2 separate regions of the Homo sapiens genome follow, and region 1 is linked to region 2. Evidence: chromatin loops called from intact Hi-C (ENCODE). Cell type or tissue: CD14-positive monocyte. All regions are shown on one strand. Links, peaks and the distances in the headings refer to the core of each region. The heading gives the core; the rest is flanking DNA.

Evidence for each region. A loop is a pair of places that touch in the nucleus more often than their neighbours do. Peaks named below come from ENCODE experiments on the same cell type or tissue, not always from the same donor. Only the 100,000 strongest peaks of a DNase experiment are listed, where the experiment ranks them.
Region 1: a loop joins it to region 2, with 1.9 times the contacts of the local background. A loop is called at or near these places in 4 of 110 quality-filtered maps.

The regions. Positions count from the first base shown.
Region 1 is chr4:38,641,843-38,647,232 of GRCh38, forward strand. All of the region lies in intron 1 of KLF3-AS1 (KLF3 antisense RNA 1), which reads right to left. Among named protein-coding and RNA genes, the nearest start is that of KLF3, 20 kb to the right of the region's middle. RefSeq lists an enhancer at 5,155-5,324. In CD14-positive monocyte, for the core only: no CTCF peak of the experiment used is centred there; no DNase peak of the experiment used is centred there.
Region 2 is chr4:38,579,622-38,585,011 of GRCh38, forward strand. No RefSeq gene overlaps it. Among named protein-coding and RNA genes, the nearest start is that of LINC02278, 18 kb to the left of the region's middle. In CD14-positive monocyte, for the core only: no CTCF peak of the experiment used is centred there; a DNase peak (open chromatin) is centred at 3,020.

The sequences.
Region 1 (5,390 bases), core at 156-5,155, 62 kb after region 2:
TTGTGATGCCTCCAAGGACTCCACTGAATGCTTCAGGGCTGAATGAGGACTCCCCTTTGGCTGGTCAGACAAAAAACACTTTCCCATTTCATGTGTGCTCTGGGTTTATTCAGCTTACAACTAAAAAGTCTTTTCTTGCCCAGACTTGTAGAGCATCATTCTACATACTTGTATCCTAACACTCAGCAAAAATTCAAGAGATTCCTATGCATATTTCTGGAGCTCTTTTTCTGCATAGCTTCCTCCTTCTCAGAACTCTGCCCCAGTACCTCTCACCACCTCAGCCTCCCCAAACTCTGATCTTCATCTCATCAATTCAGCGAGGCTACTAGGATCTGCTCATATCCCTCCTTCCTGGATCCATGGTCTAGAAATTGCTTTCAGACAGAAAACCAGGGCAGTCATTGAATTCACTTTGTTTCTCTTCTCTTAGGGATCACAGTCATATATAGACTGTTGCTCAATGTCTAAAAGCAGTTATTAATTACAATAATTTATAATGGGCAGTTAGGTCAGGCTATTATTATTCCATCATGACTATAAGGTGATGTCCCCTCTACTTATCATTTGATAGGTAGAACTTACTATGTAGTATACTCTGGGTCTTCAGACTTTCCAAAGATTTGGTAAATTTGACTGACTTGTATGTAGCTAGAGAACAAAGTGTAGAACTTTTCCTGCGGTTTGCCTAAATAGTTGATATGCTATATAATCATTGACCACAATTTCTCATGTTCAGGTTACGACAGAGAAGACAAAGAGAACTTGATAGAAGAAGCTGAAAGAAGGGTAGCTTGGAGCTATGCATTTCTGAATCTATTTGTACATTTATATCAGAGGTAGAACAAGCATATTAGCAGGCCTAGAAAAGATGATAGTGCAATGGTGTGATCTTGGCTCACTGCAACCTCTGCCTCCCAGGTTCAAGTGATTCTCCTGCCTCAGCCTCCCGAGTAGCTGGGAATACAGGCATGTGCCACCATGCCCGGCTGATTTTGTATTTTCAGTAAAGACGGGGTTTCTCCATGTTGGTCAGGCTGGTCTCAAACTCCCGACCTCAGGTGATCTGCCCACCTTGGCCTCTCAAAGTGCTGGGATTACAGGCATGAGCCACCGTGCCCGGCCATGATGTACCTCTTTTTAAAGCATGTGAAAAGTTTAGGAAGCAATTATCATTAGCTCCAGATGCTATATTATGTGAAACAAATAGAGCTGTATACCTCCAGGTATTTATAGTGAAAAAAAAGAACTGATCCAAAATACAGATAAATGATAGAGATAGATAGATGGATATCCCCCAAAAAGTTTGTTTTATATTAGTGGCATTTCTTTATTAAGAGATAGAAACTACAATCAGCCGATAAAACCAAAAAGGAAATTAAAAGTAAAAACAAACAAGCATCTATTTTCTCGCACCTGATTAGAAAAATATTTATTTCATAAAAATGTGAAGAACCCATTTGTTGAAAATAGAATGAGTAGTTATACTTTTAGTCAAGGTGGAGGAGATGGAAGAGAACTGGGAAGAGAATAACATCAAAGATGGGTGTCAAAAATAGAAGATTCAAGAATCATATAAAGGGGTAGATAAAAAAAAGAAGTCAAAAAGAAAAAAGGAGAAGAGAGAGGAAAAAATAAAGAACTTGGGGTGCAACAGTGCCAGGCTTATATTAGGTGCTCAAGGAAAGTTTATTAGATAGCTAATGGATGGATGGATGGATGGATGGATGGATGGATGGACAGACAGTAGGAACAATATAATAGAAGAGAATAAACGTGATACCTGAAAGTGAGCATTTGATCTTGTAGAACAGAGAAGAAATCTAATGGAGATAGACAGAATTGTCATGAAGGGTTTTGTAGGATGGTAATTTGTAACTAGTTTAAGTGCAAATAAGTTTTCCCCCAGTTAATTCATGATTGAAACTTCATCTCAAAGGTCAACTTTCTGAAAGAGACCTTGAGCATCAGTCTAGATTAATTCACCTGTTTTATTTGTCTTCTGGTACCATGTATTTTTCCTTTATAACTCTTATTACAGTTTTGAAAAATGTTTTGGTAACTATTTGTTGAATATCTGTTCTCCCACTAGAATGCAGGCTCCATGAGGGAATGAGCTATGCCTTCATTGCTACCCCCTTGTCATCAGGGTCTGGAATAAAGTGTGGCCCAAATTTACCTCCCAATAAATATTTGTTGAGTAAAATGTAAGTAAGTGCATGAATTCAAGAATGAAGGAGGGTGGTACTTGCGGAAATGCAGAGCTGTGAGACCTACCCAGCCCCCATGAGGACTGAGCCTATTCATCCAAGGAGTGGCTTTAGTGCAATAGAAAATGCCCTGGAATTAGAGCCAGGAAGCTTCACATCTGCCTCTGCTATTTACTTACTGTATTAACTAAGACAAGATAATTTATCTCAGCTTCTGTTTTCTGATCTCTTAAATGAGGATTATACACCTCATATGGTTGTTATGAAACTTGGATGAATAGTGTTCAAACTGGGTGTGGTGGCGCATGCCTGTAGTCCCAGCTACTCGAGAGGCTGAGACAGGGGTATCACTTGAGGCCAGGAGGTCAAGGCTGCAGTGAGCTATGATTGCAACATTGCACTCCAGCCTGAACAACAGAGTAAGAAACCATCTCTAAAAAAAAAAAAAAAAAAAAAAAAGTGCTTAGAACTTCTCCAGTGTTTTCTCCCAAGAACCCTTCTGGAAAAAGCGGGCATTCACATCTGTGTTGAACTCAAGGTACACTAAAAACAAAAGCAACTTCTTTGAAACAAATTTTAGCTAAAAAGTTCGTGCAAATGCTTCATTTTATACCATAATATATATCTACATTGTCTCAATGTTGAAATTCTGTTTTAAATTATTCATCAGTTAATTTAGATTTTTATTTCATAAAATAATGGTATAAAATGGATGTTTATAGAACACGCACCATATTATCCTTTGCTTTTCCATATTTTTGAGAAACATGGATTGATGTAAAATGACCTGCTACATGGTGGGCAGGACCTCCATAAGTGTTTGCTGAATCCGAATCTGCCCACCAGAGGAGCTGCAGGGTTGAATCAAAAGCAAAGCTTTTGATTGATGCAAAGAGGATTTCTCCCACAGGAGGAGTGCCCAGGCAGGCTCCTAATCTGGGGATAAATCAAAAGGTACAGGTCAAAAATGACCTATAAACTTATTTGAATCTAGATAATCAAAAGGAAATGATCAGTACTATATAAAATGTAGGCTATATGTAAAATGATTATATATTTACCATAAATTATTAGAATTATCATTATAAATTTGTATAATAATGTTTTATTATATATAAAAATGTTATTATATAATATACTGGACTGTCTACAGAGAAAAAAAACATACTTAATTGTAAAGATTACTCCTGGCCAGATGTGTGGCTCATGCCTGTAATCCCAGCACTTTGGGAGGCCAAGGCGGGCAGATTACTTGAAGTCAGGAGTTGAAGACCAGCCTCGTTAACATGGCGAAACCCCGTCTCTACTAAAAATACAAAAATAAATTAGCCAGACATGGTGGTGTGCACCTGTAATTCCAGCTACTTGGGAGGCTGAGGCAGGAGAATCGCTTGAACCTGGGAGGTGGCGGTTGCAGTGAGCTGAGATTGTGCCACTGCACTCCAGCCTGGACGACACAGCGAGACTCTGTCTCGAAAGAAAAACAAAAACAACAACAACAAAAGCCTCCTATCTTTGGTTTTATTCTTAGAACCTAATGTAAAACAAACAAACCAACCTTCCCCACCCCCAGCTCTATTTTAACATCCAGACTTTGGTCTGCTCTGAATCTGAATTCACCATGAATTCAGCTACACATTTAGCTGTAGCTCAATTTCTATTTCCAAGGCTTTGACCCAATGAAAGCATTAAACATACTATCACAAAAGCAAACCTCCCTATGAACAAACGTGGTCTGCCCTCAGTTTCCTCACTGTAAAGTGGAGATAACAACACCTATCTCACAGGTTGGTTACAAGCATTCAATGAAATGATGCACACGAACATGCCTGGTACAGTGCCTGCCACATTGCAAACGACCACCCAACTTCTAGGGTTTATTCACTGCTTTATCACCAATTTCCACTTGTTACAGGCAGAACTGTGTCCCTAGCCACAATTCATGTTGAAGTCCTAACCCTTCATATCCAAGAATATGACTGCATTTGGGTTGTGTTTGTTTGCTTGTTTTTTGAGACAAGGTCTCACTCCATCACCCAGGCTGGAGTGCAGTGGTGTGATCACGGCTCACTGCAGCCTCGACTGTCCAGTCTCAGATGATCCTTCCACCTCAGCCTCCTGGGCAGCTGGGACTACAGGCACACGCCACCACACCTGGCTAGTTTTTTGTAGAGATGGAGTTTCGCCACATTGTCCAAGCTGGTCTCAACCTCCCAGGGTCAAGCAATCCTCCCACCTCAGCCTCCCAAGAAGCTGGGACTACAGGCACACACCACCATGCTTGGCTAATTTTTGTATTTTTTGTAGAGACAAGGTCTTGCTGTGTTGCCCAGGCTGGTCTCAAACTCCCAGGCTCAAGTGATCCGCCCATCTAAGCCTCCCAAAGTGCTGGGATTACAGGTGTGAGACACCATGCCCAGCCCAATGTGACTGTATTTGGAGATAGGGTCTTTACAGAAGTAATTAAGTTCAAATGAGGTCATTAGAGTAGGACCTAATGTAATATGACCGATGTTCTTTAAGAGAAAATCTGGATGCAGACAGAGGGAAGACAATGTGAAGACAAAGGGAGAAGAGGGCCATCTACAAGTCAACAAGAAGAAGTCTGGAGCAGATCCTTCCCGCACAGCTCCCCTGAAGAAACCAGCCCTGCCAACACCACCTTGATCATGAACTTCCAACCTACAGAACTGCAGGAAAATAAACATCTGTTGTTTAAGCCACCCAGCTATGGCAGCCCTAGCAAACTAACATACCACTAGAATAAAAGCTCCATGAGGGCAAGTGTTTTTCTTTTTGCTCTATACTGTACCCTAAGTGCCTAGGACACAGCCTGGCCCATAGTAAGCACCTAATAAATAATTGTTGACCTATTCCATAAATGTCCAATCCTGAGCCTGGCACAGATATTTAGCAAATATTTGAAGACTGGATAAATGATTCTATTTCCAAATACCAAATTAGAACACAGTCTGAAAAAAAATGTATTACCTGATTTTTAAATATATATATATATAAGCTTTGTTAAATTTTAAATATTGTCACACTTAAATCACCTTAATTGGAAAGGGCAAAATGTCATGAAATCCATGCTGGTCTTGGAAAATCCAATTTTGGTAGAGTACATCCTTAATTGTTTAACATCCAAACTCCTTGGCCTAAATTTAAGCACTGCATAGC
Region 2 (5,390 bases), core at 219-5,218:
GACATGCTTAGGCACATAACCTCATTTTGGCCAAGAAAATTAAAGAGAATTCTGGAGTGAGACTCCTGGAAAATTATTCTTCATTCTTAAGAAAGCACCATAGGAAGAGGCCCTCCTATTCTCCCTTTGGCATTGCCATTCCTGCATGTAACTCCTGGAACTGGCATAGCCAGGCTGCCACTAACATGAAGATGAAGCCCACATCAATGGTGGAACAGTGGAGAGATGGAAAGTATCCAGGTTCTTGATGTTAACATCACTGAACTGCCTAATGGACTCAGTTGGGAGCCCGCCCTACACACTTTGATCTACTTGATGACAAAACAAATTGACAACAAGTTTTGGCCTTCCGTGAAAAATCAATCTGCTTATTAATATGAAAAAAATAAAAACAAAGAAAAAGGATAAAGGTGAAAAAAAAGTATAAATTGCTCACAATCCCACTGTGTTAGTGAGAGTTCTTGGTGGCAAGCAACAGAAACCAACTCTGATTCACTTAGGCAGAAACATACTGGATCGGATGGATTATCAAGGAACTGACAAAACCAAAGGCAGGAGAACCAGGAGTCTTTCCCATGAGAACCAGATCTAAGCTTATCCCAGTGTTCACGCTACCATTGGAATCAGCAACACTGCATCCACGGCCACCATTCTCACTGTTTCGGCTGTCACTAGTACTATCACTACTGCATACTGCACTGGCATCATCTCTGCCACCACCACTGTGATGATCTGCTTGCTGACTTTCCAGACTTTCCAAGTATCACACCAAGGCTGTGGGACTAGGAGAGGCAAGCCAGCAGCCTATGGCACACCATTTAAGGAGGCACTCATGGCCGGGCGGGGTGGCTCATGCCTATAATCCCAGCACTTTGGGAGGCCAAGGCGGGTGGATCATAAGGTCAGGAGATCAAGACCATCCTGGCTAACACGGTGAAACCCCGTCTCTACTAAAAAATACAAAAAATTAGCCAGGTGCGGTGGCGGGCACCTGTAGTCCCAGCTACTCGGGAGGTTGAGGCAGGAGAATGACGTGAACCCGGGAGGTGGAGCTTGCAGTGAGCTGAGATCATGCCACTGCATTCCAGCCTGGGCAACAGAATGAGACTCCGTCTCAAAAAAAAAAAAAAAAAAAGAAAGAAAAGGAGGCACTCACTCTCAGGGTCGTACCAATGCAGATCAGCACTCTCATGACTCTAAGAATGAGTGCCTCCTTAAATGTTACCCCCTAGCACCCTAGATGCTTCTTTGCCTCACTTAGTCCCATTCCTGTGCCATCATCCAAGTTTCGGAATTTCAGCGTCAGTGTCCAAGCCTAGTTCATGTGACTACAACCATGTTGCTATGCAGTGAGCATTGAAGGGTCTCCCTCTTCAGCTTCCACATACAACTAAGGCACTCTAGCCAAACTACACACAATGGGAAATTGCCCCCTAATAGGAGCCACATCAGGGATAATGACTCTGAGCTGTTCCTCCAGTCTTTCTTCCATGCATAATACTGGGGTTGGGATGCAAAAATGACTTTATGTTTCTTAGCATAGTTTTTTGGTGCTTAGAAAATACACAACATTCTCAAGTGAAATTCCCCCCCAAATTTCTTCCTAACCAGCCTCATGCCCTGATGTCTGACTGTGTAACCCCCTGCAATACATGACTCGAGAAAATGATATAATTTAAGTCAATCACATGTTAAATTTATACTTTTATTGCCAATATTTGAGCTGTGACCAATTACACACTTTGTTAATTATTTTCTAAAATCATTGTGGTTTGCCTTTGAAAGTCCATGGATATCCAAGTCATTATAGGCAAGAAGATTGACAGTCAAAAACCCGTACACATTCTAATGACAAAATCCTACCAGAGAATCAACACCAATACTATTTTTTAAAAACCCAGAGTGTGGAATGCACTAAACCACTGGCTGATTTCACTTTAAGAGTAATACTTATAGAAAGGGGAAAAGCTTTTGAAGTGTAAGCAGTTTAACAAGGAGAGAAAATAGACATTCAAACGAATCATAAATGGAAGGAAACTGTAGAACAATGCAATGTTCAAACTGGCCATTCAGGGTAACTTCTTCTTTTTTTAAATTTAAACTATGTTTACTTTAAATTTAAATAGTTTCATCTTTCACAAAGCATAGTCAGAAGTCACTTTTTAAAAAATTTCACTTTCTTTAATGGCAAAATAATTACACCTTAGCTGCAGGTTTATTCGTAGTTTGGCTCTGTCTTCATAAAGCTGATTCAGTTGACAGTTGCCAAGGTGATGGCCTTTTTACAAGACACTTTGTTTACGGAGAAGAGTTAAAGGATAAGCACTTTTCACTTGAGACTTTCTAGAAAAATGATACTTGCATTTGCCATACATGCCACCCCAGGTCAAATTTTAAAGACAAGAGAACGAATAGATGTTGTGAGACTTAATTAAATTAAGGACAAATGTACTCTGTAAACAAAAGCTTTAGTTTCCTAGCCGGTGTCTATTTTTCAACCCTGTACTTTTTGACTGTTTAAGCTGTGAAACACAGAGCTCATTGTTGCCTCTAAGATTTGAAGAAATATACTTCTTATTACATGACTCAAGGAGCAGACATAAGTAGTCAAAATAATCACATAAAGAGAAAATTTTGAAAATTATTTGTTTTAATTTATTTGAAATGCATTGATCCACATCACCTCCTACCAGATGAATTAGTGTTATGTTTGCACAGATGTTTACCATCCATTATTGTTGTTATTATTGTTATTAAAGAAATCACTGCAAATGGTAGGAACATCCAGAAGGATAAACTCAAATCTACTATTCTGAGTAGAACCAGTTACCCTACTTTCAACCTTCCTAAGCTGCTATATTTCTTGAGGAAAATTCTCACCACCCAATTCCCACCTTCTCACCTCAATAGCTAGTAGTATGACGTCAACAAGCAGAGCTTTTCTGTAGCCAGGCTGCCACTAACATGAAGAGGAAGCCCAGATGAAGATGAATTCCTATGCTCAGGCATAGGAATGTGATGTAATGGGACCCAGTGGGAGTACTGCAAGGGCTTCTGAGTAGATGTTCCTCATTTGTAAAAGAAGACACAAGACAGAGCCATTCCATTCTTCTCCTCTGGATTCTATCATCTGTGAGTACAGCCTGAAACTGTCATGGACATCTTGTTAAAATGTGGACAAAAACCAATATGCTGGATATGACAGAGTGGAAAGTGAAATTTAAAAAAAAAAAACCCTAGGGCCATGATGGCATTGCTAAGCAGCTGAAGTAACCCTGGAATCACTTTTCCTCCAAATGTATTTCAAGAGATACATAATGTGTTTTCATCATTTAAACAACTTGGAGTTATTTTCTGTAACTTAAGGCAAAAGCACCCCAGCTGATTGTGACGTGTTGCAAAAATGGCCACCATTCTTCTTCCCTCCCTGTATCTACAGCCTATGCAATGCAACTCTGCCTCTCCTTTCAAGAGACAATTTATTCATCCCTTGAATCTGGGTGAGGCTTGTGACCTGCCTGTGGCAATAAAATGTAGCAGAAGTAACAGTGAAAAGTTCAGAACCAGGGCTTCAAGAGGCTTTACATACTTCCTTTCTCACTTGTAGACTCCTAATGCCATTATATAAAGAAGACGAGGTTAGACTGTGGAGGAAGAGAGATCCTGTGGAGAGTGACCTAGTTTTTCCAGCTGTCTCCGCTGAGCTGTCAAACCACAAAGCCCCAGTCAACTTATTAGCTGATCATAGATACTTAAGTGAATTCAGTCAAGATCAGCCAAGCCAGCTCAGACCAGAACTGCCCAGGAATCCCAGCCCAATTGCCAAACTACAGAATTAAGAATGAAATAACTGGTTGCTACTTTTAACCATCATATTGTGGGATTACTTGTTACATAGCAAAAGCTAATTGATACATAGATAAAAGCAAAACTCTAGGTTATTGCTAAGAGCAACAACTTCCCTTAAGTGCATGTTGCATTATGTAATCATTGAATATATATTTATCTTGGAATTGGAAATAGATACATATGTGTACTGCCAAAATTAAATCATTAAATATATAGTACAGGTGATACTCTTTCACAGGTGTGGAAATGGAACAATTGAAGGTAATAATGGCATCCTACCACCATTTCCTATTTTTGACCTATTGTAAGGTTGTCCCTGTTAATGGGAGACAGGAGAGAATAGAAAGAAAGAATGGCTAGTATAAAACTGTGCACAATCTGAAACCATTCATATTTGGCATCAGCAAACTGTATTTGTGTGCGTTCATGAACCCAATCTTTTCTTCTTTCCTTGGACTGGCATGAGGGTAAATTGCATTCTCCATGCACTCAGTAATCAAGTAAGGAATACGCAGCTTAGAAATTGTCTCACAGGTAGGGACATGCAACCTGCAATCAAATGAATTATAAAATTTTAGAGCAGAAAGCCTTAGAAAATGCCTAGTTCAACTTCCCCACTCCCTAGTTCAATGCAGTCATCTTCTTTGTAACATTGATTCCATTCAGCAATCATTTATGGGGTATCTCTTATGTGCAAGTGACTATGCAGCAGGGAATTCAGGAAGAGTAATGAACATCCCTGCCTTCAAGGAGATTACCATTTGATAGTGAAGGTAAAAGACTTACATAAATAAGATCCCAGTGCAAACTGTTAAGGAGACCTAAATATTAGACCTAAATACTAGGATTTCAAGGGAAAAGAGATCTCTCCTAGTGTACATAGGAAAGAGGTAGAATGGGAAAAGAGGCATCCATAAAGATGGATATGGGCTGGGCATGGTGGCTCACTCCTGTAATCCTAGCACTTTGGGTGTCCAGGGCAGGTGCTTCACCTGAGGTCAGGAGTTCAAGACCAGTCTGACCAAGATGGTGAAACCCCATCTCTATAAAAATACAAAAATTAGCTGCCCATGGGGGCACACGTCTGTGGCCCCAGCTACTTGAGAGGCTGAGGTGGGAGAATCGCTTAGATCCAGGAGGCAGAGGTTGCAATGAGTTGAGATGGGATAGATATGCATTTATCACATGATAGTGAAGAGGGAGCAGAAAGTTCCAGATTGAGGAATTATGAGCATAGTATGGAGATAGAAAACAATAAACCAGTGTGTCAGGAGTATCAAATGCTGATAATAACGTTCATCATTTATTATATAAGCATTCTGAATTTTAACCTTCACACTTTTCCTCTCCTGTCTTCTTCATGTAAGTAAAAAGCCTGTCCCTGGCTGGGTGAAGTGGCTCACACCTGTAATCCCAGTACTTTGGGAGGCCGAAGCAGGTGGATCATGAGGTCAAGAGATCAAGACCATCCTGGCCAACATGGTAAAACCCCATCTCTACTAAAAATACAAAAATTAGCTGGATGTGGTAGTGCATACCTG